Regions from separate parts of the Mus musculus genome. Here all the other regions are linked to region 1. A link is a loop called in an ENCODE intact Hi-C map of the cell type or tissue named here. Cell type or tissue: left cerebral cortex. All regions are shown on one strand. Links, peaks and the distances in the headings refer to the core of each region. The heading gives the core; the rest is flanking DNA. Region 1 overlaps Limd1 (LIM domains containing 1). Region 2 overlaps Clec3b (C-type lectin domain family 3, member b). Region 3 holds the start of Lars2 (leucyl-tRNA synthetase, mitochondrial). Region 4 overlaps Lars2 (leucyl-tRNA synthetase, mitochondrial).

Region 1 (7,458 bases), core at 1,709-6,708:
GTGAATGTGGACTCTTGACTAGGCCTCAGCTAGACCTGGTAGCTACTGCAATCCTGCTGACCTCCATTGCCTATGAGAAGTTCAGAACTAGCACTGTGGATCAGGAGCATCTTTTTCATTTTTATCAGGTTCCTTCTGTTGGGATCCTTTGGCCAGATGTTACTCGTTTCCTGTTCTAGACAGAGGCCCCCTTAAAAAAAAAAAAGCTATGAATGTATGGGGTCACCGAGATAGACCCTGAGACCAGCGCTGTTTTCTCTCTTTGGTTTCCCGGGCTGGCTTTGGCAAGGGTGGCAGGGAAAGGAGAAAACACAATGTCTTTGCCTTCCTGGAGGCTCTGGTAGAGTCTAATTTTGTGTCAAGATGATTGATGAAGATTGCAGTGGAATTAGTGTCTGAGGTAGATGGGATTTGTTTGCAAATTGAATAATTTAAAACTCTGTGATTAATTTTTAAATGAAATTAAATGAAATTCCTGATTGAAGTGATTCAGATCTGTTTGCAAATACTACATTTTATATTATCAAAAAAGCAATAAAGAAATTTGTAGACTTCCCAGAACCCCCAAGACTGTCTTCTTTGACTGTTTGCTGGAGAAGGCACCACTAAGGGTCTCATTGTTTCTCTCTATCTCAGGCCTGTGCAATAAAACATGAAGATATATTCACTTATCTGGGATTTTAAATGTTCTATAAATTTTGGCCAGATAGAGCTGTAAGGAGATTATACTTATAGCTATGTAGGAGGGAACGAAGGGAGGTGGTAGGGATGCTATGCTTTGAAAGTTAGAGCAAATAGCCTTTTCAAGAATCCTGTATAACTCTTGTACCTTGGATAAAAACAAGGAGATGGAGGCAATCTCACTTCCAGGGCTAGCCTCTGCTATCACCCTCCTTATTCTGACCATAGGTTTCAGAAGAGCCTTCAGCCTTAACAAAGTTACTGGCTACATGTTAAGTATGACAGGACTTTCCATCCTTCTTGCTAGTGCCTATGTGAACCCCTTTCAGCTGAGTCCTGTGAGGGTCGAGTGTTGAATCCCAGGAGGCAGGCAAAAGAATCAAAATGTTTTGAATACTTTCAGTACTTCCATGGCTCCGTATGGCCTTCAATCACACAAAATACAAAACGGGATTGTTAAGATTCAGAATCCACAGTCCTTTGCAGGCATTAAATACTGCTCTGAGTACCCTTTTCTCGCTCGGTGAAAGTGCTGTCTACCAGTTAGATCCCTTGCAAAGACTAGTGTGAGACTTGACTCCAAACTCTGGTTGCAGAATACACTTGTAAAACCTCTCAGGCGGAGAGAGAATTCTGTCAGTAAAGTGCTTGCATGAGGACCTGAGCCCAGTTCTCATAATCCATGTAAGAATGCCAGGTGTAGTGGTGTGGGAAAGTGGGGGGCGTGTGACTAGCTTTTGGACGAGAAAAAAAGTTCTGATATGAAGTTGTCTTAGTTAGGGTTTTACTGCTGTGAACAGACATCATGGCCTAAGCAACTCTTATAAGAACAGCATTTAATTGGGGCTGGCTTACAGGTTCAGAGGTTCAGTCCATTATCATCAAGGCAGGAACATGGCAGCATCCAGGCAGGCATGGGGCAGGAGGAGCTGAGAGTTCTACATCTTCATCTGAAGGCTGCTAGCAGAATACTAGCTTCCAGGCAGCTAGGACAAGGGTCTTAAAACCTACACCCACAGTGACACACCTACTCCAACAAGGCCACATCTACTCCAACAGGACCACACATTCTAATAGTGCCACACTCTGGGCCTAGCATATAGAAACCATCACAGGGGCTGGAGATATGACTCAGTGGTTTAGGGCAGTGACTGCTCTTCCAGAGGTCCTGAGTTCAAATCCCAGCAACCACATGGTGGCTCACAACCATCTGTAATGAGATCTGATGCCCTCTTCTGGTGTGTCTGAAGACAACTACTCATATACATAAAATAAATAATTCTTAAAAGAAAAAAAAAAACACCACAGAAGTCATGCTGGTTTCCATCTCATAAATGCTTCTACCACTGTCAATATCACTCTATCATCATGACACCCCGGAACTTGGAGTGAGGAGTGGTATCATATCACCATCGTCATCACCATCATCATCATCTACCAACCACCCTCAGGCATTTGAACACCTTGGAGCCAAGATACTAGAAGAAACCTGTTCAGCTCCATGCCTGAAACAGTAGTAACTGTATATCTCCACTGGGCGTTATTCTGCACACCCTATGTTCTTTATCATTCCTCCTCTTGTAGACACGAAAGGGAAGTACCCTCCAAAGTGAGTGGCCAGTAAACAGTAGGACCAAGGCCAGGCCCATTCCAGATGGCCATCTAGAGAGATGTCTTGACCCCTCTGGCTGCTGGAGTGTAAGTCATTTTTTATGGTATTTTCCACTAAAGCCTGTCTGTAAAACCTTCTCATGAGGCTATGAGGAGGACCTAGTCACTGCTCTCTGTTGGGGTTTGTATTGGTTCCTATTATATTCTAATAAAATACTTTAGAACACAAATGTATTATAGTTCTGGAGAAATGGCTCCTACAGGTTACCCACAGATGCTTTCAGAGATGCTAGGGAAGACTCATTCTGCCCCCAGTATTATTTCTCTCATTGCTGTGACAGAATGCTTGGCAGAAGGAACGTAAGGGGGAGAGGTTTATTCGGGTTCATGGTTTCAAGGGACACAGAGAAGGCATGATGACTGGTGATTCAGTAGCAGTGGAAGCATGAGGCAGAAGCGCTTTCCATCCTAGCTGATCAGAAAGCAGTGTTGGGGAAGAACCAGAATTGGATTACCTTCAAGGGCTGCCCCCAAGGACCCACTTCCATTAGCTAGACCACAGTCCCACTGGTTCCACAACTTCCCCAAACAGCGCCACCTACTGGGAACCAAGTGTTCAAACAAGTTTTTCAGCTCGAGGGGCTTTTAGATCTGTGGCTGGGGCTGTACACTCTGAGCCCCCTTCTTGTATCAAATGAATGACTTTTGGGATTACATTGGGCATATCCAGGTAATCTAGAACAATATCCCTATCTCAGGATCCTTAATCTGAAATGCCCTTTTGCTTTGCACAATAATATAATCATCGATCCTGGGTATTAGGACATAAACATTCTGGGACTATTCTTCATCCTACTTTGGATTAAAACAAGTTTCTTTGGGGCTGGGGTGGGGCTTGGTGGAAATGAAGTAACACCCATGGGCTAGATGATGACTTTCCTTCAGGCAGTGCTGAGTGAGTTCCCTAAAAGTGAATACCCATGTGTGTACCTGCAGCAACATGATTGGAATCTGGGTGCCAAAAAAAGGTCAGGGGTCATATACTGTGAAGGTCTCCTTCAGAAGAGCTTAGGTATGTGGTACTTCCTAGGGAAGATGAGTAATGTGGTTTCCCACAAGTGTGTTAGATAGTTTAAGACTCTTTTACTGCTATGCTACATACATGTATCACCCAATGAGAAAGTTTCAAAGACAAATGGCTAGAGCATAGTATGTTGTGTGGAGTGGAAGATCCACAAGTCTAGGGACTTAGTAGGCAGATACTACAGTGCAAAATGGGTGGTATTGATGCTAGCAATCTGTAAGTTAGACAGATGCACTACATGGAAATTTGGCTAAAGATGCAAACTTGTAATTTACTCACCTTTAAGGATTTCTTATTCTGAACATGCTTGTTTGATAACTAGAGTTTGATCTTTAAAAAAAATCTCAGAAGAGGGCTGGAGAGATGGCTCAGTTGGTAAAGTGCTTTTATATAAGATGAAGACCTGAGTCTGGTTCTCAGAATTCATTTAAAAAAATGCTAGAAGTGGTGCAGACTTATAATACACATACTCCAAAAAAAAAAATGAGGTAGGCATAAACTGAGAAAAATCACCTCATCTTTGACCTTCACATGCATATGCACACATGTGCACACACACATACACACACACACACGTACATATGTGCACATGCACACACATGTACATATGTGCACATGCACACACATGTACATATGTGTACATGCGCGCACACACATGCACATATGTGCACATGCGCACACATGAGAATGCCAAATTCTGTCTGAATTACTCTCCATTGTTCAGTCTCATTGGATGTTCAAGGAAGCCTTAGTTAACTGGTGAAGAAAGGCCAAACTTTTGAGTTTTTACCTGTTTAGAGAGCCTGAGAAGGAGCCCTCTGAAGGCCAGTGGCTAATCAACTGGAAGTATCCTCTTACTGAAGCCTTATGAAACAGGCTACAAATTAAATAACATTTTATTAAAAGAGATGGGGCTGGAGAGATGGCTCAGCCGGTTAAGATGTCTCAAAACCATCCATAAGGGGATCTGGTGCCCTCTTCTGGCCTGAGGATGTATATGCAGCAGAGCACTCACATTAAATTTTTTTTTTTTTTTTTAAAGATGATGATCTATCTTTTTTTTAAAGAGAGATGAACTATCCAGTGAACTGAGACCTGGTGAGTTGAAGGATAATCAGGGATAGAAATGAAGTGACATACCTAAAAACATGCGACCACCTTCCTGCCCACTGTGGGGTCCTTTGGGAGTCCTCTCAGCCTCTATCTGGCCTGCTTTAGAATCAGGAGCTCATGACCTTAAGAAACTTTAATTTCCTTTTCTGGAAAAATTGGATGTAGTAAGAATTTTGTAATTTTGTAATTTTGTTTTTTTTTAAAGCCACTCAAATATGGGAATGTTTTCATTTTAATCACAGATGTGGGGATCTAGGGGTGCTTCTTATCAGGTGACTATGTGCCTTGTGGTCTAGCAGAGGCACGGTGTTACCAGCAGCAGATAGTTTCTCCAATTCTGTGATGTTTGAAGTTCTAGGGGCTTTTCAGAGGTAAATGCTAGGGCCCCGAGAGGTGGTATAGGTTGCTGTTTGGAGATTGGATGCTGTTTGGGGATTGGTTGCTGTCTGGGGATTGGATGCTGTCTGGGGATTGGATGCTGTTGGTTGCTGCTCTTTGTGGTTTGTTAAGTAGTCATGTGCAAAGAAGAAATAACAACAAGAAGAAATAAAACTTTAATTTTTTAAAATCTTATTTTTAATGGTGGTTTTAAAATCTTTTAACCTCTCTTATAGCCCACCACCCACCAAAGATAGTAGGGGAAAAAAGATATTAAAAAAGTGGACCTCCACACCGGGCAGTGGTGGCGCATGCCTGTAATCCCAGCACTTGGGAGGCAGAGGCAGGTGGATTTCTGAGTTCGAGGCCAGCCTGGGCTACAGAATGAGTTCCAGGACAGCCAGGACTGCACAGAGAAACCCTGTCTCAAAAAAAAAAAAAAAAAAAAAAAAAAAGTGGACCTATTTAGAAAAGTTCTTTTGAACAACTCCCGTCTGTGTTGTCTGAAAATTGACAGTTCAGTTCACAGGTTAACAGATAATGACAGCTCGATCCACTCACAAACACTTCATAGATACACCAATAGTCTAGTTTGATAGAGTCTGGTTAACAGTAATGGTGATACAACCTAACAGAGATATCCAACCTCAGCTTTGACTTGAGTCAACAGGAGAGACCAACAAAAACATCAAGGGAAGTTCTCAGCTGTGCCTCTCTCAGGGAAGCAAAGATCAGCAAAGACTCGAACCCACAAGTGTTACACAGCTAGCTGTACCAGCAAGCCAAGCTGTTTCAGTTACTCTGTCAAGTCCTATTTATACCCTCCAAACATCAAGTGTCCTCCACGTGCCTTACCTCAGCAAGGGTCTGCCTCAGCGTGTGCATCCAATCAGCCGGAGTGCACGGAGTCCCAACAAATGGAGCTCAACTACACTATATAAGACTGCCCAATATATGTGTGTTGTTAACAAGACTCATCACATGTCCTTTCATGTGTTTGTTTTAACAGAACATCCTCTCTCCTATGCCTGCTTTAGTGAAACGTTCTTTCTTGAGTCTGCCTTAGTCTTTCACCTTTGTCCACTTCAAAAAAACAAAACAACAAACAAAAACCACTCTTTTACGTGTTTGCCCCAACAAAACACCATCTAACACAACTGACTCTCAAAAGAACCCTTAAGTTTCCACTTCAAAGACATTCGATATCCTGATGGCAAACTTGCCCCCAAGGAGCTCAACACCACTAATCAGCAGGAAGTAGTCTAACGATCATGTAGCCCCTTTCCCCTCTATCCTTTTTTCACCTAACTAGTGGTAAGGGGTTGAAAGGGTAGAAAAAAAAAAGGGTGGAGAAGGGTAGAAGAATGAAGAACCTACAAGTGTGGGCTACAATGGGATAACAACTGAATTTACCTTATAAAGTTGTATGGGTTGATTAAATTTATCTAAATAAAATGCTTAGAGAAGCATGAAGTTACTGATCAGTTTGATAAGTTTTAAGAATTGATAATTACAGCAGGATGATAAAGAAGATAAAATATAAGCAGATTAAGGTAAATTCAAGCACAAATTTTAAAAAGCACTTATATACTAATAGTAAATGTGAATATATGAGTGAAAACTAAACAATTTTAAGGAAAGGGTAAAGAATAAACTGTCAGAAAGACTAATGTGTAACAACCAAAGAGCTCCTGTGCTCTTGCAGAAGACCTGAGTTCTGTTTCAAGCACCTGCCTTGGCTGGCTGTACCTAGCTCCAAGGGGGATCTCATACTTTTAGTCTCATAAAGCACTTGCACGAGCACACACACACAGATAAACAATGAAAAATAAAATCTTTTCAAGGTCAAGTTTGTGAGAAAAAAAGATTGAATACACCAGGAGAGAATAATCAATAGGCCAAGAAATGAAAGTAAAAAGGAAGTTGTTTTTCACTTATGAAAGCTGTAAAGAAACTATAATTTATATTTGTATGTGGATGCTTTATTTTTTTTAAAGATAAGGTCTCCAGATCAACACCTCTCTGTCTCAAATTCTAGAATTTTAGGTATATGCTAGTACATGAGACTTGGATATCTAATTTATATGTTATATGTATTCATAAATATCTAATGTTGATTAGCATGTGTGGAAACATTCTGGTGACAGAGGGTATATTGTTTTAATTTTTCCACAGAGCAATTTGAAAATATGTACCAAAAATCTAAATGCCTATGAGATGGACCTTTAAAGTGTCCACTTATCCACCCAAATAGAACATCTTAAAGCAAGAACTCTTAAACCAGGTGTGGTTGGTGGTGCTTGCTTATAACCTCAGCACCTTGGGAGCTTGAATCAGAGTTCCAAGTCCATTTCCATAGCCAAGTAAAGGCCCACTGTCTTATATAAGACAGCCTCAGTCAGTCTCTCTTTCTCTTCCCCTCCCCCCTCTGCACGTACACACATCACACACACCCTTCAAAACAAAACACACAACAAAACAAAAAAAAAAAACCCTCATTTTTTTTAAGTGCTAAAACTGACAACAATGCATATTAATGATCTCAAATCTCAGACAAAAAATTAAAGAGCAAACAAAAAATACTGTTAGCT
Region 2 (7,458 bases), core at 756-5,755, 370 kb before region 1:
AAGCCTAAACAGACTGGACATCCACTCTGCCAGGCCAGTCCTCTTTCAAGTTAGTTGTCCCTCTCCATCACGGTCATCTTGCATGTGTCTATTCTCATTCTCTACCCACCCTGTGACCTTGCTCTGTTCTATAGTGTGCCGTGAGCATACCTTGTGTGTGCTTGGCTCTGGGCTGTGTATACGATGCATCTGTGTGTTGTGGGTGTGCTTTAGAGTCTGTGACTAAACACTTCTATGAGGCCTAGCTGTCAAATCCCTCAGGGACATGGGAATGTTTCTCTTTAATATTCGCTGGGTGGAATGGCTAAGTGCAAGGGGCAGGGCCAATATGGAGCTCTGACATATGTGACCCCGCAGCAAAAACCACACACTCCATCTGTCTGATGCAGAAATTAAGCTAAACACAAGCTGCAACATCAAGCTCACCATGGGCACCTTCCTCCTAACCTGGGAGACCAGTGTTGCACTGAACACTCTAGTTTAGAGTAGTTTTTGAAATGGCCATTCCTTACCATCTTTTTTTTTTTTTTTCCACAAATGCTCCTGAAGTCCCAGTTCCACTCACCCAGCCAGGGACCTGGTCTGAGCAGAGGTCCCCTGTGTTGATCCCCTGTGTAGAAGCTTGCTGGCCCTCAGACAGGAGTGGTAGATACTAAGTAACCAGAGTGGGGTCTCTAGTTCTAGTAGGTAAATGTCTAGCAGTATGAGCTAGTAGCTTGATCCCAGGGAGGGGAAACTATCAGGGACCAGGTGACTTCTTCACTCCCTTTATCTCTGGAAGTCAGTGACCCTGGCTAGGTCGCCCTTTGCAGCAGAGGTGTGTCCATTCCAGGAGCAGGGCACCATGTCCCTTCTTACTGGGCTCTTCAGGGTCTGCCACAGCAGGGTCCTGAGGCGAGAGCAAGCAGGCTTCAGGAGATGGATGGGATGGGGTGAAGGGTGGGAGTCAGCCTGGAAGAGGTCTCTTGGCCTCGGAGCATCCAAACCTTCTGTGACAGCCATCTCTCCCTTCAGTGTGCCTGAAGGGCACCAAGGTGAACTTGAAGTGCCTCCTGGCCTTCACCCAACCGAAGACCTTCCATGAGGCGAGCGAGGACTGCATCTCGCAAGGGGGCACGCTGGGCACCCCGCAGTCAGAGCTAGAGAACGAGGCGCTGTTCGAGTACGCGCGCCACAGCGTGGGCAACGATGCGAACATCTGGCTGGGCCTCAACGACATGGCCGCGGAAGGCGCCTGGGTGGACATGACCGGCGGCCTCCTGGCCTACAAGAACTGGGAGACGGAGATCACGACGCAACCCGACGGCGGCAAAGCCGAGAACTGCGCCGCCCTGTCTGGCGCAGCCAACGGCAAGTGGTTCGACAAGCGATGCCGCGATCAGTTGCCCTACATCTGCCAGTTTGCCATTGTGTAGTACAGCCGCTACTAGCCCAGCCCGGAGCGGAGGGGCTGGGCCTGGGCCAGGGAGGGGTGTGAACCACAAAGAGCAGAAGGCTGTTGAAGGGTGGGGCTTGTGAGCTTGCTATATGGGCGGGGTGGGGTGGGGGGGCGTTGGGGCTGAGCTGAACATTGGTGAGTGGGGCGGGCCTGGTGGTTCTCAGGGAGAGACAAGTTGTTGCAGGGCCCAGAGGGGCGGGGAGACCTTCTGTTCCTCTCTCTGCTTGGTTTTTGCAAATAAAGTTGGTGCAGAATTCCTGAAGTTGGGGGCTGGCGAGATGGCTCAGTGGTTAAGAGCGCCGACTGCTCTTCTGAAGGTCCCGAGCTCAAATCCCAGCAACCACATGGTGGCTCACAACCATCCATAACGAAATCTGATGCCCTCTTCTGGAGTGTCTGAAGACAGCTACAGTGTACTTACATATAATAAATAAATAAATCTTAAAAAAAAAAAAAAAAAAAAAAAAAAAAAGAATTCCTGAAGTTGGCTGGTCGGCAGATTAGGGCGGGAAGAAGATCCCAGGAGCCTGGCCCCAAACCCAGGAGAGCCTTAGTCACATTTCCAGTCTGCTTTCTGTAGAGACTAATTCCCTCTGCTGGACTACAACACACACTCCAATTCTGGCAGGCATGTTTGGGATATGGGGTGGGGCTATCCCTTCTCTTGTTGGGGATCCATCTGGGAGAAACATAGGCATGCAGGGGGCTTTTGTGGAGTAAAGGATGAGTGGAGTATCAAGCCTTCCCAAGAAGATTCCCATCTGCCTCTATTGTCCCAGGAGGCTGGTCCAGGAGCCAAATATAACAGTTGCCAACACTGCCTGGCTAGTGTGTTCCTTTCCCTCCCACTGCTTACAGCCAGCCAGGGGTTCCACATTGCTTCTTATCAGCACAGAGAATCACTGAGCCTACCATACTGCAGGAACTTATATGTAGTCTGGTTTATTTTTTTTTCACCCAGGACAGTATGTGTTGTTATAACCGGGCTGATTCTACAGGCCTGGGCCTTCCCACCACCATGGAATACTGGTCTCACATGACGAGAACTCTCCAAAAATGAAACACAGTAGCCTCATGCCTCCCCTTCCTCAAGTGGCTTATAGTGTGACCTGGCCTAGACCACCTCTGTGGACCCAGCTCTGATGATAGTGTGATTGACTGGGGCAGGAGAAAGCTTGTATGGAGCTGTATATGTCACCACCAGACTGCCTAGCACTGGGACATCGTTGTATGGGATTCAAGTCATGGGCAGAGTGAGGAGCCACAGCTGTTAGTGTTAAGAGTGAAGCCTGTTCTCGGGATGGTCAGCCAGCTAAGAGCTCTGATTCCAAAGAGTTCTGGTCAGATTTCTTTAACCACCATTATGGAAATCGTGCTGTTCCCAAGAAGCTGTGGGTCTTGGTAGAAAGGCGATCTAGGCAGGTGATAAACATTGCCTTTTTCCATCGGAAGAGGGCAGTGTGGCAAAGAGAATGATTTCCTGTTCATCAGCTTGTAGTGTTTCAGGGTTAGAACACCTGCGCACTCCAAACTCAGTCCACCTGACCTCCCAGCTGTGTCTTCCTTCCTTCCTTCCTTCCTTCCTTCCTTCCTTCCTTCCTTCCTCCCTCCCTCCCTCCCTCCCTCCCTCCCTCCCTCTCTTTCTTTTTAAAGAAAGAAACATTGCATTGTCCAGGTCGACTCTGGGTTTGAGTTCCAGGTTTCATTCAGGAAATCCTCCCTCCGCAAAGGCCAACCCCCGATCTTCCCGTGGTGGGCTGCTCTAAGACCCACTGAGAATCATTTTGCTAATTTGTTACTTTTCAATCCTTTGCAAAGAGCCTAAGTTGTTAGCTGATCACTATACAAGATACTTTCCAATGATGAAACCCTTTTGACCTGTACCTTAAAAGTCTCTGAGGTTTCAACACTGTCATAAAACAGTTTTCAGTCCTACCAATTTAGTCACCCCAACAGTTTCCATTTTTATTTTTCGCAAGTGCCGGTGGAGGCATTTGTTGTAGCTGTAGTTCAGTGTTGTAATGATTGCTTAGCATGCCTAAGACTTTGGGTTTAAACTCCAGCGAAACATAAACACACAGAATGAATGAATGAATGAATGAATGAATGAATGAATGAATTTAAAAGGGGAGACAGCACTTGGTGTTGGTGTGTTTGTGATTGGAAATACAGAATTGTATAAAAATACAATTCCATTCGGAGTTTTCGGGTTATTTCTGAGGCCTGATGCCAGTTTCTTCCTTACTTGCTTTTCACGAGCCAGTGACCCATGAGCATAGGTTGTTATATCAAGTTGGATAAACCCACTCTCAGAACAACTCCCTCCTTCTCCACCAAGAGGCGCTGTTGTCTCATGCACTGTGAATACAGCTACACTAATACAACTCTTTACATTGCTACAGGAAAGGTTAAGGTCTCTCAGCTGGCTGAAGATGAACTCTGTGAGATTCTGTCCTCTGTAGAAAGCAGCTGGGTGCAAAGTACGCCTCCAAACAGTCCACTAGCCTAAACCCGGGGCCTAAGATGGCCAAGCACCTGCCTTGCTCGCTCTTCCCCACCCACCCAGCTCCTGTGGTGTAATTCTTGGGTTTTGAAGTTCAGAGACAATAGGACGAGGTTGGTCTTGGTCCTTCGAGTTGCTCTTCTATTTTTGTGTTAAGAGTAGCGCTAAGCTGGGCTGGAGAGATGGCTTAGTGTTTAGGACCACTGGCTGCTCTTCCAGAGCTCCTGAGTTCAAGTCCCAGCTCACACATGGCTACTCACCACTACCGGTAACTGTAGTTCCTTGGAATCCGATGCCCTCTTCTGGTGTGCAGATGTACATACAGGCAAAATACTCATATACATAATAAACAAACAAACAAACAAACAAAGCTAAGCAATGTAGTAGGAAAGTGGTTTTGGATGAAGACAGGCAAGTTTAAATACCAGGTCAATAGCAAGGGTAATTTGAGCTTGCTCTAAATGTTAGGGTTTTCTTAACTGGGTAAACCATGAACTAGCTTTTTAGTTCTTTTACAGTAGTAGCTCTGGGTTAGGAAGGAATTCTTGACTTAGAGTCCAACTCTGCAGCTTTCTAGTCCTGTGGCCTTGGGGGAAGACACAGACTCAAAACCGTGGTTTCTTCTGTTCCATTTGCAATAGAGAACACTGGGCTGCTAGAGCCAAGCTCAAAGGCAGGGCCAGCCAAAGTGAAAATGTAGTCCTCTGAACTCTACAAAAGCAAGGAGTAGCCAGGGAGGCAGAAGGACCGGGTTGTGGTTGTGGAGTGGATCCACAGATGTGTCTGAGTGAAGGACACAGCCTCCATAGAATATACCATCTAGAGTGCAGAGATGAGGAGGAAATATTTCTGCCTCCACCCTCATGTGCTTCCCACGGGTGACCTAACCCCTGATGTCATAGGAGATCCAGGCAATGCTGTCTCATTGCCTGGGCAGAACCTTTTGCATATCAGATACCATCTGAGAACAAAGTGGACAGAGTTGGAATCCAGGCTCCATCTAGTCCGTGTAGTGCTCTGACATCCACAGTGTTCCACGGTTCCCCGAGAGCTGATGCTTATGTGCACTGGAAACACAGAGCATAGGAGTTAGAGGTGTCCTTAACGTGTTTTATAGTTTAAACAACAGCAATCATTCTTTTTAATTTCTCCAGGTCATACTTTCTAGGTGGAATGTCTCTGAGATGTCAATATGCAGACTTCTAGAATGTTCTCTCACTGTTTCTATCCAGTGTTTATGAGGAACTTTTCTACTGACCGTTGACAAAACTCGGAAAATTCTGAATAAAGAAAATTCAAATTCCAAACTCCACTGACAGGATGGCTGGACAGGCGTGAGCATGTCTGCCTTGGATGTCACTGAGTGCAAAGTATTTTGCTTGGCATCAGGGCTTAACGTCCAAGCCTTTTGTGAATTGTTTTTGTAACTTCTGCAAGGTATGTGTGTGGTGGGGTGCTTGTCATTTCAATCAGTAACAGGTTGTGATTCTGCAGGCACCGAGTGAGACTTCTCCAGTTTCAGCAAAACTCTGAACAGAAGTTATTCTTCAGGCAGCCTGACTTCAGCTGCTCTGTATTAGGTCAGGGCTGTCTGAGCTCTGCTCTACTGGATTGGCTCAGCGAGCTTCTCCATGGGGAAGCTCACAATGCAGATGTCTACCGAGCAGGTCTTTGTAGAATGTCCCTCACTTGATGCCCACTCAAGATGCCTATTCCACTGGTTTTCTTGCAAAAGGTCCTAGAAGCCAAGAAGAGCTCCTGAACCTCAGCACTGTTGCTGTTGCTGGCTGAGTGGACACTTGGGTATGGGGCATTCTGTGTGTTGAAGGCTGTTAGCAGTGTTCTTGACCTCTGCCCACCCAAAACATCAGTAGCTGCTCCCATTTGGACAACTATATTGTCTGAAAACATGGCCAATGTGACCTGTGGCCCCAAATCACCCCTGATGAAGGGAGCCACTGAAAGACCCATGAAGCACTAGCTAAGATGGTTTATGATTAAGATTTCAATTCTGTCCTTTAATATGAATTATCAGGAAAGCACATTCCTACATTAAAACTCAGGATATATAATGGAGGCTCTTAAAAACCTCTCAGAGGCAGCCAGACCTCTGAGTTCTGAGTTTGAGGCCAGCCTGGCTTATAGAGTAAGTTCCAGGACAGCTAAGGCTACACAGAGAAACCCTGTCTTGAAAAACAAACAAACGAACAAACAACAACAAAAATCTCTTGCTGAGTCAGACATGATGGCACACATCTTTAATCCCAGAACTAGGAAGGCAGACACAGATCTCTGAGTTGGAGGCCAGTCTGGACAGTGAGTTCCAGGACAGCCAGGGTTACACAGCAAAAAATCTGTCTTGTAAAGCCAAGCAAAACAAAACCAAACAAAGCAAACAAAACAAAGTCTCAGCTTCGATCCAGGATCAGACACCCTGAAATCCTATCCTTTGGTAAGCAGATATAGGAAGACTGCAAGTTTAATTCTTCCCTGGCTGACATAAAGAGACTTATCTCAAAAATAAATAAATATAAAACAGCCACATTCCCTTGCATTTCTCTGTTTCTCATGATATAGGCTCCCCCACCCCTTTCTTCGCAGCCACTTCCTTTTTGAAATCTCCCTCACATACGACCCCATCTCAGCATCTGCCTCTTGCAGGCCCTGAACAGATCCAGTGATTAAGAAACTTGTACCTTTTCCCCTAGAAGTGTTGCAGTGAGTGGCTCCTGTGTCACATGTGCATCAGTAGGTGGCAGAGAGGAGAGAGGCTGTGTCTATGCTCATCGTTCTGACCTGGAAATATCTGAATGATTAGTAGCCTAACACTCCCTGAAGAAAACAAGCCTGAGATGACCCCTGCCCAGCACCATAATGCAAGAATAGGACACTGCACTCCTGAGGCCACTCCTGAGATGACTCCAGACACTCAAGAGACCCCAGGCACCACTAAGAGGAGCAAGTAAATGGTGGAGAAATGAAAGAGAAAGAGAAACAGAAGGACGTGGGCACAATGGAGAGAGGCAGAACTGGAGACTTGAGGGTAGTGAGGAAAAGCTTGTTGTGAATATCCAGCAATGCCACCAGAGACCATGGTGGGATCCTGGCCTGTGCTGCCACTAGCGTCCAGGTCTGTGGCCCTGCAGCAACAGGGGTCTGTTACCACCAAAGGCCAGGCAGAGGTCCCTGGTTTGGGCTGCCTGGAAACATGTTGATGTCTGAGGGCTGTGCAGAACTGGCCCCACCCCTCACCTGGGCATCGTGGGAGAGCTGGCCCTGGGGTCATGAGATCAGGAGAGCTGACCCCGCCCCTGGCCAGTTTCTGTACTCCACATTTCTGGAGCTTCGAGCAAGTCAGCCCCTGAGGATAAGATTGTAGGAGACCTGAGCTCACCACTCATCTCCTGTGTGGTGGCGTGGATGAGAGATACCCTCCTCCCCCACCTCACCCTTCACCATCTTTGATAGGAGATATGGCCCTGGGGTAGTGAGAGCAGGAGAGCTGTCCCTGGCCCTC
Region 3 (7,458 bases), core at 1,314-6,313, 160 kb before region 1:
CTATCAAATTCCAACTCAATTCTTTACAGACATTGGAAGGACAATTCTCAAATCCATATAGAAAAACAAACAAACAAACAAAAATAATCCTAGGATAGCTAAGACAATCTTGAACAATAAAAGAACTGCTGGATGCCCCACCATTCTCAATTTCAAAGCATATAAACAGATGTGTTGATCAATGGAATCAAATTGCAGATCCAGACATAAATTCATACACTTATGGACACCTGGTTTTTTGATAAAGAAGCCAGAAATACACAGTGGAAAAAAGACAGCATCTTCAACAAATGGTGCTAGTTAAACTGGATATCTGCATGTAGAAGAATGCAAATATAACCATATGTATCACTCTGTATAAAACTCAAGTCCAAGTGGATCAAAGATCTCAGCATAATACCAGATACATTGAACCTGATAGGGAAGACAGTGGGGAATAGCCTTGAATGCCTTGGTGTAATAGATGGCTTTCTGAACAGAGCACCAATAATGCAGTCACTAGATCAACAATTAATAAATTGGACCTCATGAAACTGAAAAGCTTCTGTGAAACAAAGGAGACTGTAGCCACCAGCGACCACAGGTTCCCGGGTTCCTGAAAGGAAACATGGGGTTTTGGATGGGAAAGGCTGCGAGAGAAATAACGAGCCAAGACAAAGTTCTGATCAAGGCCAATGTTTACTTAAGAGTCTGAGCTTATAAAGGGGGGGACCCATCCCCTACCACGCCAGGATCTTGTTGCTTTGTCAGGATAGTGTCAGGAGAACAGGTTCAGCCTCTCAGCTGAGGAAACCACAGACGTGGCAGTCAAAAGACTTTACCCAGGTCAGAAGACTCCACCCTAGGTGGACTAGCACTGTGGCAAGCCAGGTCTGAGCAGCCTGCTCAAGGCTGGGAGGAGGGCACAGAATTGGAAAAGATTTTTACCAACTCCACATATGATAGAGGACTAATATCCAAAATACATAAAGGGCCCAAGAAACTAGATATCAAAAAACAAACAAACAAACAAACAACAAACAAAAAAACCAGAAAAACAATAAAAGAAAAACAAAAACAAAAAAACCCAACAATTCAATTCAAGAATGAGGTACAGATCTAAACAGAGAGTTCTCAATAGAGTAGTCTAAAATGGCTGAGAAACTCTTAAGGAAATGCTAAATCAAAACTACTTCCTTCTTATACCTGTCTGAACGGCTAAGATCAATAACACAAGTGACAGTTCATGTTGGCCAGAATGTGGAACAAGGGAACCCTCTTCCATCATGGGAGTGCAAACCTGTATAGCTACTATGGAAATCAATATATTGATTTCTCAGAAAATTGGGAATCCATCTACCTCAAGACCCAGCGTACCACTCTTGGGCTTATACCCAAAGCATGTTCTATCCTACCTCAAGGATACTTGCTCAACCATGTTCATTGTTGTTTTTTTCATAGTAGCCAGAAACTGGAAACAATCCATATGTCCCTCAATAGAAGGATGGATAAAGAAAATGTGGTGCATTTTCACAATGGAGTATTTGCTGTAAAAAAAAAAAAAAAAAAAAAAAAAGTGACATCATGAAATTTGCAAGCAAATGGATGGATCTAGAAAAAAAAAAAAAAACCCCAAGTGATGTAACCCAGAATCTGAAAGATAAATATGGTATGTATTTACTTATAAGGGGATTTTAGGATTTTAGCCATTAAGTAAATGATAATCAAGCTACAATCTAGAAACAGAGAGGTTATGTAAAGAGGAGGGGTCTTGGGAGACATAGGAACCGACCTGGGAAGGTAGATTAGATTTTATGGGAGGATTGGGGGGGTGGGTGAGGATGGGAGGGGGTTGTGTGGGGGGAAAGAGTATGGGGAGAGTCAGCTGAAATTGAAGGAGGGCACTTCTGGGGGTGGGGGATGGGAAGCCAGTGCAGTGGAAACCTAGTGTGAACTGTATCAGGGCAATGGTGGCACAGAATTGGTTTCCAGGTGAGGTTTGATGCTGGTCTAGAACAACCTGGTGTTTTGAGCTTTAAATGATCAGGAGACTGTTTTTGTTGTCGTCGTTGAAGTCTTGGAAATGGACAAAAGCTTCCTATGTTTCCTGGGTGGCACACAGAATGAAGTTTTATTCTGTAGGAGTGTACACCCCTGCTGGTCTCCTTATGGACTGCATTGACCCATGTAAGGACAGAAACTAAGATGGAGATTATACATACAGTGACGGGATGGATTGTCTGTGAAGCTACAATTGATTTTAGCCCTGTAGGAAGAGATGGCACTCAGACATTGTTTCCCCCCTCCCCCCCCACCCCCCCGCTATTACTGGATAGCAACCATTTTGCACTATTTGCAAATCTCAGTACACTTCTCACATGTGGCCTTAAAAAGATTCTTCCTTTAAAAGATAGAGTGTAATTACACCATTGTTCCTTTGCAATTCCTTGATTTATTACAAGGCAAGAAGCTCTTGCTCCATGCAGTGCGTGCTGGGCGATGGGGCACATTAACCCCATAAGGAAGGAGGTCAGACAGCTTGTTTTCCTGTCAGTACATTTTGTTCCCCGCTCTACTCCGGGCTAGGTAATTCTCCTCCTGGGGCTAGAAGATCACCTGATATGATGGATGAAAAGTGCTTCAATCCTCACCAGGCCCATAATGGATCAAAAAGTCAGACAAGCCAGCCCAGTAGCAGCTTCTGTGACGCTGAGATTCAAACCCTGGCCTTGAACCACCCCAGAGCTCTTTTAACCACCTGTCACTTCATCCTTTAGCATCTCCCTCGTTTCTGTTCTAATTGTAAGACCGGGACAATCCGGTAAGCAGAATTTGTACCGATAGCAGGCGTAGAGGGCGAGGCCTGGGCGGGGTCAGCCCTGGGCGAGCAGCTTGGGGGCGGAGTCAGCGCTGTCTCTCCCGCATCTCGCCTTTCCCTCTTGGCTCCGCCTCTCCTGTCTGTGTCCGCGGCCTCCCCTTTCGATAAAGTTGTTGTTTTGCCAACATGGCGGCGCCCAGAGTGACTGGCTGGGTCTTGCTCGTGTAATGCTTGGGGAACGAGGCAGAAGGTAGCAGCTGGCCAGACAGAGCCTGAGCGCAGAAAGCCCCGCCTGGGGCTCAGGAAGACGAGAGACAAGCCCCGCTTAGCCCCCGGAGCTGAAGGTGCGGACAGGCTCGGGAGTCCCGGGACCTTGGAGTTTGACAAAATGGGAAAAGCTCCGAGATTCTAGTCTATAGGCTCTTTCAGCCATGGACCCTGTTGACAGCTCCGGACTCTTGCTCGGAGAACGCACATCTTCACATGGCTTTGTATTCGAATTCTCCTCTACTACTCACCTCCCCCCGGGTGCCTGGATCTTCTCTTCGGGGTTGGGGGTTTGGACCCAGAAAAGGACCATCAGTACTACATCTTTGGGGGACCCACAGTATTAATTAGGACCCGCAGGTCTTCACAAGTCGCCTGGATCTTAACAGGCTCACAGCTTACAGAGAAGGTGGAGTTCCAGATACGAAATAACTTGCCTGAGATCCTGCAGGAAATTAGAAGTAGCGTGTGTGTGTGTGTGTGTGTTTAACATTAGTATTTTACAAGACATGTCTGCTGACATTTGTGTTTTTAGAAGACATGTTTGTTGGGGTGAGGTGTGTGTTAACTTACTCGTTTTGTTTGTATCCACACCAACCTCTGCTAAAATGGCTGCTTTTGATGCCAGGAAGAGGCAATGCCTATTAAGACTTCAGTAGACAGGTACTTGAAATGGCCCAGAGCTGTGCCTAGTAAGTAAAAAAAGAACAGAAGATGGTTGAAATCTAAAAGTTCTGTAAATTCATAGGCATGAGCACAGACAATTTGTTCTTAGTCTCTTCCCCTAGTGGAGAGTCTGAGGGTGATCTTGGACCTATGCCTAAGGGTTTGGGGTTTATTTTTATTTTTTATTTTGCATTGCTCAGGATGGAACCAATGGCCTCAAACAGTGTCAGGGAATTACTCTACCACTAAGCTATATCTCCAGCCCCCACATTTACAGTATTTACTTGTTTTATTTTGTTTTTGGTGCTGGGTATTGAACTGATGTGCTGAGCATCTGTTTTATATATCTAGTCTTTGGATTTTCTTAACAAATCTGCTTTTGTTTTAAGACTTGTTTTTAATTGTGTGTGTGTGTGAGTGTGGGTGCCCATATAGGCCAGAGGCATCAGATCTTCCTGAAGCTGGAATCATAGGCATTGTGAGTCACCCACTGTGAGTGCTGGGGACCAAACGGGGATCCTGTACAAGAGCGGTGTGCTCTCTTAACTGCTGTGCCATCTTTCCTGCCTCTTCTTTATTTGTTTGTTTAAAGACAGAGTCTCGCTGTATAGCCCAGGCTTCCCTACAGCTCATGGTAGCCCAGGTTGTACTGGAACTCTTGACAGTCCTCCTACCTCAGCCTCTCAAGCTACTGGCATTCCAGGTGTGAGACATCACAGTTTCTTAACTCCTCTGGCATACATACATTGCCAAATTGCTTCAGAGGTGTTCTTAATTTGCATCTACCAATAGTGTATACACATAATTGTTTTCATTAAAACTATAAGCAAGATATTTAATTGTATTTATTTCTTTGATTAGTTGTAAAGTTGATTTTTTTTTCATGTTTCTTAGCTTTTGTCCTCTGTCTTATCCCTCACTTGGGGCACCAATCCCCCTTTTCTGGTGCTGTGGATTGAATCCAGAGTTTTAGACTTGCAAAGCAAGTGTTCTACCACTGCGATATACTTCCATGCTTATATCTTTGCCTATTTTAAACATGTTTTTGGGGTTCTTTCCTCATATGTGAACTCTTTATGGAGTTGTATAACCTTTTGTCATTGTAGTTTGGAACAAATACTTTTCTTCAGCAAATTGTTTACTCTTTAGCAATTTGTTCAAACTTTTTCTTTCTTTTCTTTAAGACAGGATCTCACTGTGTACCTGTGTAACTCAGGCTGGCCTTGGACTTAAGATCCTCTTGTCACAGCCTCCTTAGTGCTGTGATTACCAACATGTTTCACCCCACCAACTTACACATTTTTGGTATATAGATATTTCATGGTTTTGGAGTAAGACCGATTAATTGTGGTACTTTAAAAAATTCCTATTAACTAAGTTTGATGGTTTGTGGTGCCTGTAAGCCTAACATTTGGAAGGCAGAAGCAGGGATATCAGGAGTTCAAGGTCATCTTTGTCTGCAATGCTAGTTCAAAGACAGCCTGAGCTAGATGAAACCCTGTCTCAAATTCCCACATCCCTTCAAAACAGTGGGATTTATGCCAGTTTATGGCTTGCGTTGGAGCCCTAATTTAAATTTTTCTCAAATACATTGAGCAATCAATCATTTTCAGAGTTGTGGTGGTGCACATGTAATCCCATGAGGAGGCTGAGGCAAAAGAACAAAATTAGAGGCTAGCCTGGGCTATATAGTGATATTCTGTTATTTTTGTTTTCATTTGGATGTACATATGTGTATACATAAGTACACACATTGGAGCCCAAAGGTCAATGTTTGACGTTTAAAAATTATATTTATTTAATTAATTCTTTTATGTGTCTTTTTGTATGTGCCTGAGTTCATGTCTGTGTATCATATGTGTGCAGAAACCCTTGGAGGTCAGGAGACATCAGATCCCTTAAATTGGAGGTATAGATTGTTTGAGCTGCCCTGGGAGTGCTCTGTAGGAGCTGTAGTACTCTTGTAAAATAAGCCATCTTTCCAGCTCCCCAGTGTTAGATGTCTTTTATCTCTCTCTCTACATTAGTTTTTCACTGAAACTGAAACAGTAATTGGCTAACATAGGTGGTCAACAAGCTCCAGGGGTCTTCTTGTTTCCACAAGCCGCACCCTCAGTGCTGGGGATAGAAGCACAGTGCCACCATACATGTAGGGCTTTTTATGTGGGTGCTGGGGATCTGAATGTAGATCTTCATGCTTATGTAGCAAGCACTTTGCCCACTGAGCCACCTAAGCCACAGAGACAGTTCCTTATTACTTTCTGATCTGCATGTGTTTTTCTTTATGAAGTTTAATTGCATTATTTATTTGTTTGAAGGCATGTCTGCCATGGCCACGTACAAAGGTCATGGGACACACCTCTCCACCCTGTGGTCTTAGGGATCAAACTTGGGTTGTGAAGTTTGGTAGCAGGAGCCTTTACCAGCTGAGCCATTTACCAGCATTCATCATGAGCTTTAAATTCTTGTATATACTCCGATCTATTTTACTGGTTTTTAGTTCATTGGTTTAAGCAAAGGAGAAGTCGTTAGAGAGCCTGGTGCAATGTAAAGCACCATGTTCGGCCAGCAGTAAGTGTTACTGTGCATTCGTGTTGCTCCTGTTGATGATTGCCCGTTGGCACTTTACCCACCATGATGGGGAACAAGTCCCAAACAGCAGTTCAGGTCAATTTGTATTTTATTTTCCTATTACTATTTATTTATGAAAAAGAATAGTCCAGAATACTCTCCTTATGTGCCATGTAGGAAGGAAATGTTAAATATCTGTCTGGGTGCCTTCTGCTAACAGTCTTTGACTTATTGTGGTTTCAGAATGTTTACTTAGTAAGAAAAACCATAAAATCCCTGACTCACATAGATAGTTCTAATAATATACAAATCTAAGCCCTAAAAGAAATGCAATTGCCTTCCTTATATAAAGTTGGCCATATAGAATTGATGATAGCCAGCTTCATGTAGTTCATTCTATTTCCTATATAGTCATATTGACCTATTTTAGAATATCCAAACCCAACTGATAGGGGATTTTCTTTGCTATGGATAGAATCCAGGACTTGGCACTTGGTAAGCATATGCTCTGTGTCTTACACACCCAGCCTGGGACTCCTTGGCTATGTTTGTAGTGCTTGGAACAGTGTGTAGACCTAATATCATTCAATAAGTATTTGGCAAACGAAAAACCAAATGAATACATAGTTTTCTAAGTAATGTTTATTTCTTGGCTTAGCCTATAAGGGTCTGTACAACTCATAACACACATGTACACACATGCACACAACTATACATATGAAAAATGTTAATTTTGTTCAGAATTTGTAGTCCTTCTGGGAGACCTGCGCTCAGATCCCTTGTGGTATGTGAGTGCATAGCTAAGTCAAGATGTGCTTAGAGTTCTTCTGGAGTTCAGAGAGATAGCAATTGATATGCTAGATAAATTAGAGGGAGGGATTCCACTGTCTCCTATGCTGTTGGAAGGGTGTGTGTTAACTGGCCTTTTGGAGGCCTCCCTTTTTTCTGTGAGGGTTTTGTGTATTTGGTGTTTGCAGCATGAATTACCTTTATATTTTCTTTTTCTTTCTTTCTTTCTTTTTTTTTTTTTTTTTTTTTTTTTTTTTTTGGTTTTTCGAGACAGGGTTTCTCTGTATAGCCCTGGCTATCCTGGAACTTACTTTGTAGGCCAGGCTGGCCTCGAACTCAGAAATCCACCTGCCTCTGCCTCCTAAGTG
Region 4 (7,458 bases), core at 1,617-6,616, 74 kb before region 1:
CTCTTCTCTCCAGCAATCAGTATTGCCGAGATAACCTTGGGGAGGGACCTGCTGAATTATTTAAGTTTCAGAAACTTTTTAAGACTTGTGAGTTATTTATTTCCTGAGCCCCATTAAGTTTCATTTACTTCCCGAGTCTTAGGAGTCTCCCGCCAGGACAGAATGTTTTAATTTGGAGGAAATTACCATGCAGTACCACTATTCTAACCATTATTTGAGAATGTTATTTATATATATTTAAAAGACCTATCTTGCCATCTTCTAATTAAAGGAAAACACTTTCTAGTATATAATTCATATATAAACGGATGGCCATTTCTATACTAAAATCTAAAATTGCAAAGCATGCTGTCGTGGGCTGGAGAGATGAGATGGCTCAGCAGTTCTGAGCAATGGCTGTTCTTCTAGAGGACCCAGTTTGATTCTGTGGACACACATGGTGACTAACACCTGTAACTGCAGTTCCAGGAAATCCAGTGCCCCCTTCTGGCCTCTGTGCACACTGCACACATGGAGTGCACAGATACTCATGTAGGCAAAATATTCATACACATCAAATAAAATTTTAAGAATTACTTATTATTAATCACATAATATTTTAAATTAGTATATTTAGTATTTGTTAATGATCAACTTATGAATTGCTTATGGGATACCGTTACAAGAAAATAAACATAGCATAGAACTGCAGAAACAATACTTAAATGATATAATTGATAGAAAAGTGAAATAAACTTGGTATGTAAAAGGCATTGACAGGGCTGAAGAAAGGAAATGCGTATGCAGATATGTGTGCTGTTGATTGAAGTAGCTAAAGAAAGCAGTATTACTGGCAAATGCTAACAAATAACTGTGGTGGTTTGAATAGAGTCTTTGATTTTTTTTGACTTTGTGGAAATTTTGATGGTTTTCTCCATCAAAACATACATATTTCCCATTTTTTATTTCTGCATAGTGTGTCATAATTGATTAAATCATTTACTTATTTTTGTAATATATTATTATTTTTTAAAAGAGTGATGTTTTATTTCTCAGCAAGAAAGGGAAGTATATCTTAAGAGTCAGTCCTAACATTGAAATCTTGGGTCAACATAGATAGATAGGTTGATTGATAGAGATATATATTTCCCTACCTTGGGACAGAAGCAGGCAAATCTCTTGAGTTCTAGGCCTTCGAGAGCTGCATAGTGAGAAGGTATTAGTTTATGTGTGTGTGCACGAGGGTGGGCCTGTGCTTGTCTGTTTTCTTTGGGGTTCAGAAGACAACTTGCAGTGTCAGTTCTCTCCTCCCACCATGTAGGTCCCGGGGATTGAACTGAGGTCCTCGAGCATCTTCAGGCACTTAGTCATCTTGCCTGCCCTATTTTAAATGGTTTGATAGATAAGAATGTTTGACTTTTGTACATGCCTGGAATCCCACTACTCAGAGGGCAAAGGTAGTAGGATTGGCCCTGTCTCAACCTAAAACTACGTCTATAACCTTCAGATTCTCCATAAAGCAGACAGAGATTTAGCTTCGTTAGAATGAGGGTGCTGGAGGCTCCACCCTTATCCACTCTGCCAGCTCTGGTTAGAACTCTACTGTATGAAAACCATGCTGGGTGCAACTGAGTCCTGAAACTGGCCTTCTGCTTCTTACCCCCAGAGACTTTGATGTATGAGAACAACATTTCTGCATCAGAACACTAAAAATTGATATCACTGGGCCCATCAGATAATTAGTTAAAATGCTTGTGGTTCAGGATCTGCTACTCAGTCCATTTTGCATTTTGTATCTGTGAAAACAGATTTGCTGGTTGTGGGTTGTGTCCTTTTACTGTCATGGTCTCATGGTAATTTTATGTGTTTTCCTTTTTTCTGTACTCACCACCTGGCCCAGACCAGCCTAGAACTCTTGTTCTTCCTCCCTCAGTGTTGGGATTATTTATAGTGTGCACCACCACAGCCAGCCATGGGATTATTTATGGTGTGCACCACCACACCCAGCCAGACTTTGGCAGTGATTACATAATAATTTTAAAAAGCAGCCATTTACAGAATATAGTCTGCAAAAAGGAGACCCAGGGAGGATCCTGGTAATTTTGGGTGAGGGCAGGCCTCAACTTGGTTTCTTGGTTCTGCATCAGCAGCCACCTGGTGCAGTCAGAGGAGTGGGCAGCTGTCTGTCCAGGGCTTCAGTATTCATTATAAATAACACTAAAAGTAACCTGTCAATCTATGCTTAGAATATCCTGAGCTTGCTTGCTCTCTTCCTTCTTTCCACCCTTTAAAGGTAGGACAGAGGAGGAACCTGGACTAACCTAGAAACGGTGAAGATTCCAGCACTTGTCTTCCTGCTTACACAGGTTATATTTCACTGTTGATAAAAAAAAAAAAAAAAATCTGCCTCCAAGGTGCAATTGAAGGGGTCAGGAGAATCTGGGCCACCCTCCTGCTCTTGGAAGACAGTACTGGGATGCAAGAGTCTCTCATTCTCATTCTTAGTAGACCACATCTGCCTTTCTAGGAGAATCACATTGGCTCAGAGAAGTCTGCAGAAATGAAGTGCTGCTGAGGCTCAGGGGAGCCTGGGGGACCATAGCCAGGCCACTGGAACTCATGCAATTTTAAAAACATTCTACTTATGTGGGTGTTTTGCCTGTGTGCATGTCTGTTCACCACATATGTACAGTGCCCCAGGGTCCAGAAGAAGGCATTGGATCCCTGGAACTGGGGTTAAAGACAGTAAGATGTCTTATAGGTGCTGGCAATCACTGGGACAACCAGTGCTCTTAATTACTGAGCCATCTCTCCAGCTCCTACCCCTTTTCCCATGCCAAGTTTTATCATCCCTATACTAAATCATCTGTCTGAGACAGTGCCTGCTGGGCTGTAACTTGGAGAAGCTGGGGTCTAGATGGATCTAGTAGCATAAATTTCAGAGATTGAGACACATTCATTATCAGAGTCTTAGTCCTGGTGCAGCTGTTCTACAGGAGACCTGCCAATTGTGGGAAAAGGACCAGTGTGGACAGCCTTGGGCCCTCACTCAGAAACTGTTTGAAGTAATTTTGAAATAAAAAAGTAAGTGATTCTGGTAGTAGTCAAACTAGTCAGGTGGCAGAGGAGACAGAGTGCCTGGGGGAAGTGGGTCGGCATGCTAGGTGCTGTTTGCGTGTCTGTGTTTACACAGGTGTCTGTCATGAAGATTCATCAAGGTGTACCTACCCCAGAACTAGTGTACTTCTCAGTGTGACTGTTAAATGTCATTTGACAGTTTTCTTTGAACATAGGAAGGAGAGAGGAGGTGGAAATAGAGACAGTGAGAGGAAGAGGAGGGAGAGGGAAGAAGAGAGGAGAGAGGGAGGAAAAGAGAAAGGGAGAGGACGGGGAGAGGGAAAGGGAAGAAGAAAGGGGGAGAGAGGGAAGAAGGAAAGACAGATGGAAAGGGAGGGGGGAGAGACAGGGAGAGAGAGAGACAGTGACAGAGACAGAGAAAGAAGGGAAAGGGAGAGAGGGAGATTTAAAAGCTAGAGTACAGTTCTAGGGTCTGGCTGGCAAGTTGCAATTCTACACATCCCCAGAAGGTGGCAGTGGTGGGTCACTTGATTATATAAAAAACAAAACCAAACAAAACCCCAATGATAGATAATAAATAACAGCGTTTCTTTTTGAATGTTAACAGTACTTGATTTTTTCCACCTTTGTAAATGTGCCCTATCTCTCACCATTGCTTCTTTTTTATAAAGATTTATTTACTTATTTTACTTTATTTACTTGTTTTAGAACTTTGTCTGCATGCATAGCTGTATACCAGAAGGCAGCATCAGATCCCATTATAGATGGTTGGGAGCTGCCATGTGGGTGCTGGGAATTCAACTCAGAACCTCTGGAAAGCAGCCGCTGCTCTTGACCACTGAGCCATCTCTCCAGTCTCCCACCACTGTTTCCATCTACTCCTATGCATGTGTTACATGCACGTGTGCACACACACAAATACATACATACTCACTAAAAGCCCTTAGAACAGGACGGTGGGATGCATCTCAGGCAGAACATGTACTTAGCACCTGGACCCTGAGGAAATTATGGTGCAGCATGGGACTGATATACACAAAAATCAGAAATATTCCTGGCCCTCATCTCTCTCACTCTCTTGTCTGCCCCATCTGCTCTCTTGAATCTACTAGAAAATGTCTTCCTCCTTGTTACTACCTACCCATAGCTGTTGGGCAGGGGCCACTTGGGCCAGTACTCGCCTAAATCAGATAACCTTGAACATGAAGTAAGGATCTTCTGGGATTAGCCTGCAAGACTATTCTGGTTTATAACTTGTGGTTAGGTTTCTGGTTTTCTGATTCCCTGAGTAGAAGCTCCCAATACCTGCCCACCCCTCCCCCCCAACCCCATGTCAGTGACGTTGCACCCCAGAGCTAGGATGTTGGAAGGTCTGCCATGGCAGTATAACTGAACGAATCTCTAGTTGTCCAGAGCAACATGAAATACTTGCATAGGATGGTGTCTGGAATTACTTGCTGAAATGCATCAAGTGAATCAGGCAGATTCTTCGAAAATAAAATAATATAGGGTAAAGAATTTGAGTGTTTCTTAAGAATAAACCATTGTAGTGACTGTGGTGGTGCATGCCTTTAATCTCAGCACCCAGGGTACAGAGGTAGGTAGATTTCCGAGTTTAATCTACATAGAGAGTTCCAGTCCAGCCAAGGCTTCAGAGCGAGACATTGTCAGAGGGATTGGGGGAAGTTTATTGGAGCACAGGCTGGAACAATGGATGGCTCAGCAGTTATGTTCACTGGCTTCTCTTCTGGAGGACCTACTATGCCTGCTGCTATGCTTCCCCACTGTGATGGTCAAGAACTCTAACCCTCTTCAATCATGAGCCCCAAGTTAAATCCTTTTGTTTATAAGTTGCCTTGGTCATGTTGTTTTCTCATGGTGTCTTAGGGTTTTATTGCTGTGAAGAGACACCCTGACCAAGACGACTCTTACACATGAAACATTTAACTGGGGCTGGCTTATAGGTTCAGAAGTTCAGTCTATTATCAGTGTGACAGGAAGTATAGCAGTGTGCAGGCAGACATGCTGCTGGAGTAGCTGGGAGTTCTATATCTTGATCTGAAGGCAGCAAAGGGGGACTGGAATTCTACACTGGGTGAAGCTTGAGCAAATATAAGACCACAAAGCCCTACCCCCGCAGTGTTATCCTTCCTCCAACAAAACCACACCTACTCCAACAAGGCCACACCTCCTAATAGTGCCAATCCCTATGGGCCAAGCATTTAAACACATGAGTCTATGGGAACCAAACCTGATCAAACCACCACACGTGATATGCAACTAACACACACACCAGCTGTTGGTAGCTGTCTCCTTAGAGTGTAATAGGCTAGGAAGAACAGGTAGATAATCCTTTGATTTTAACAGAAATGACCCATTCCTGTCCAACTCATTAGATTTAAAACTTTAAGACAGTCTAAGCAGGTCCTGTGTTAAGGGAAATAGTAAGCACCCTTCACAAGGACAGCCTTCAGTACTCCCTCTTGGCCCCTCTGTGCTGTGCCTGATGGGCAGCTGACACGGGCTCTGTTTTCATGCAGTCACTTGAACCCATCTTCCCATCCATAACTTGGCAAGTTTTTCTTCCTCCCATCTTATAGGTTGGCAAACTGGACTCCCAGAGCAAGGAAGTGGCTTTTGTGGCTCAGGTAGAAGTTGGTGAGATCCAGGCCTTCCAGATCTGAGGCCTGTGCTCTCTCCACCTCAGCTCAGTGCAAAGTGGACCTGGCTGCTGCTCTGACTTAATGTTAACACCATATCCCAGGATCCTGTTCTAAGGTGTGGTCCATAGTGATGATTTCTGGATGCCTTGAGTCCTGGCTGCTCCATCTCCCCCTCTCTTTTTTCCCTGTGATCTTTCCTCAGGGAACCTTTCCATAAACTACTGGCCCAAGGCCTCATTAAGGGACAGACATTCCGCCTTCCATCTGGACAGTGTCTGAAGAAGGAGGATATAGATTTCACAGGTAAGGAGGGCCCAATCTGGCTCGGACAGGTAAGAACGAAGGTCTAGAAGCTCTTAGGAAGCTTTTAGTATCTGCTATTGGACCCCACCTGGGTGTAAAGTCTAAGATCCTGGTAAGGCCTCTGCAGGCTGTTCTTGGGACTGGTTATACCCTGATACCCAGCCCCATCCTGTGTAACAGAGTGTTTGCTTGGACATCTCTACCTTGTCTAGCTTTGTTTGACAGCCCATTGCTAGAGAGAGCCTCAGACTCAGAGCGCGGAGTCTTCCAGGATCTTTGCCCACAGGCCTCGAAGCAAAGTTCAAAATATGGAATTTCTACCCTGCCCATCATGTCTTGTTCTTGAATACTCTTTTGGCATCTAGGTCCTGCTCCTGTTTGTGCAAAAACAAAAGAGAAGTTAGAGGTGACGTGGGAGAAGATGAGCAAGTCCAAACACAATGGGGTGGACCCTGAGGAGATTGTGGCCCAATATGGAATTGACACAATCCGGCTCTACATCCTCTTTGCAGCCCCTCCTGAGAAGGACATCTTGTGGGATGTAAAGAGTGAGTCTGCCTGCTTCCTTTACAGGCTGCCCTGGGCTCTGAAGGAACTGGGGAAGGAAGTGTTTCTTGCTGGAAACAGTAATAGAGAATTCTAGAAGTCATCTTGTCCAGACTTCTGTCCCTCTCCAAGGCACTAGCTCTCCATTGTTCAGGGGCCTTGGGTCCCTGTGGTGGGGATGGGGGTGGAGGGGAGTCCCAGAGTCTGTGCACATTCCCAGTCCTCAATCTACACTTGCTGGTGGTGGGGCCCGGAAATCCACACCATTGCAGGCTCTGTGCCGATGATAATGTGAGGCCTCTGGACAACTGTTTCCTTAAAGACCAACCCTCTGGGCTTACTTAGGCCTGCTGAACTACAAAGAGGCCAGTCTTCTTTAACATTCCTTGAAAAGTTTTTCTAGAACACAGTCCTCCTCCCTCAATCAAGATGATGCCTGGCTACGGGGACCACATGCAGCCTACCAGCCACTCCCTGCTGCTTGACTTCCCTCACGAGATTTGTTTCTCCAAAGCTTTGGTTTTGCCCTTATGATCTGCCTGGGGTAGATTTGGGGAGTGAAAGCCAATGACTGTGGGAGGAGTCCGTTTTATCTGAGGATTGTCTGGTTTCTCCCTATGTCTTATAGCAGTGGATCTGGACAGTCATGGCAGATGAAAGCCCTAACAAACTACCTTTAAGTAACAGAGGCAGGACATGTAGAACCCAGGACCTAGGCAGTAGCTCAACTTTCTCCTTTCTACATGGGCAAGTCTCCACATCTGCTTTTCACAAGCCTCCAGTTGTCTCCGCTGTGTCCCCACTCTTGAGAATACACAACCCAGTAGTCAGAGTTTAGGCGTCTATCTATACCCAACTTATTTGGTCAGCTGTGTCACCCAGAGCCACC

What was found. Hi-C counts contacts between places; a loop is a spot of excess contacts. Peaks named below come from ENCODE experiments on the same cell type or tissue, not always from the same donor. Only the 100,000 strongest peaks of a DNase experiment are listed, where the experiment ranks them.
Region 2: it touches region 1 in a loop (11-fold over the local background); 17 of 42 quality-filtered maps call a loop at or near these places.
Region 3: it touches region 1 in a loop (2.4-fold over the local background); 8 of 42 quality-filtered maps call a loop at or near these places.
Region 4: it touches region 1 in a loop (7-fold over the local background); 24 of 42 quality-filtered maps call a loop at or near these places.

Annotation. Positions count from the first base shown.
Region 1 is chr9:123,520,992-123,528,449 of GRCm38, forward strand. It overlaps Limd1 (LIM domains containing 1), which reads left to right. Exons shown (of 8, transcript NM_013860.2): 8 at 1-561. Among named protein-coding and RNA genes, the nearest start is that of n-TRacg2, 4.8 kb to the right of the region's middle. In left cerebral cortex, for the core only: CTCF peaks have their summits at 2,890 (motif pointing left) and 4,341 (motif pointing left); DNase peaks (open chromatin) are centred at 2,815 and 4,345; H3K27ac peaks cover 194 bases.
Region 2 is chr9:123,155,733-123,163,190 of GRCm38, forward strand. It overlaps Clec3b (C-type lectin domain family 3, member b), which reads left to right. Exons shown (of 3, transcript NM_011606.2): 3 at 1,015-1,700. The coding sequence ends at 1,415. It overlaps Gm23323 (a small nucleolar RNA gene), which reads left to right and starts at 6,639; the gene lies at 6,639-6,771. In left cerebral cortex, for the core only: CTCF peaks have their summits at 2,885 and 3,781; DNase peaks (open chromatin) are centred at 1,218, 1,381, 2,233, 2,866 and 1 more place; H3K4me3 peaks cover 488 bases.
Region 3 is chr9:123,363,967-123,371,424 of GRCm38, forward strand. Lars2 (leucyl-tRNA synthetase, mitochondrial) reads left to right here and starts at 2,961. Exons shown (of 21, transcript NM_153168.3): 1 at 2,961-3,141. In left cerebral cortex, for the core only: CTCF peaks have their summits at 2,119 and 3,862; DNase peaks (open chromatin) are centred at 2,130, 2,932 and 3,714; H3K4me3 peaks cover 1,495 bases; H3K27ac peaks cover 1,028 bases.
Region 4 is chr9:123,446,823-123,454,280 of GRCm38, forward strand. Lars2 (leucyl-tRNA synthetase, mitochondrial) reads left to right here. Exons shown (of 21, transcript NM_153168.3): 15 at 5,923-6,023; 16 at 6,389-6,571. Among named protein-coding and RNA genes, the nearest start is that of Gm40586, 14 kb to the right of the region's middle. In left cerebral cortex, for the core only: a CTCF peak has its summit at 3,559 (motif pointing right); DNase peaks (open chromatin) are centred at 1,967 and 3,571; H3K27ac peaks cover 304 bases.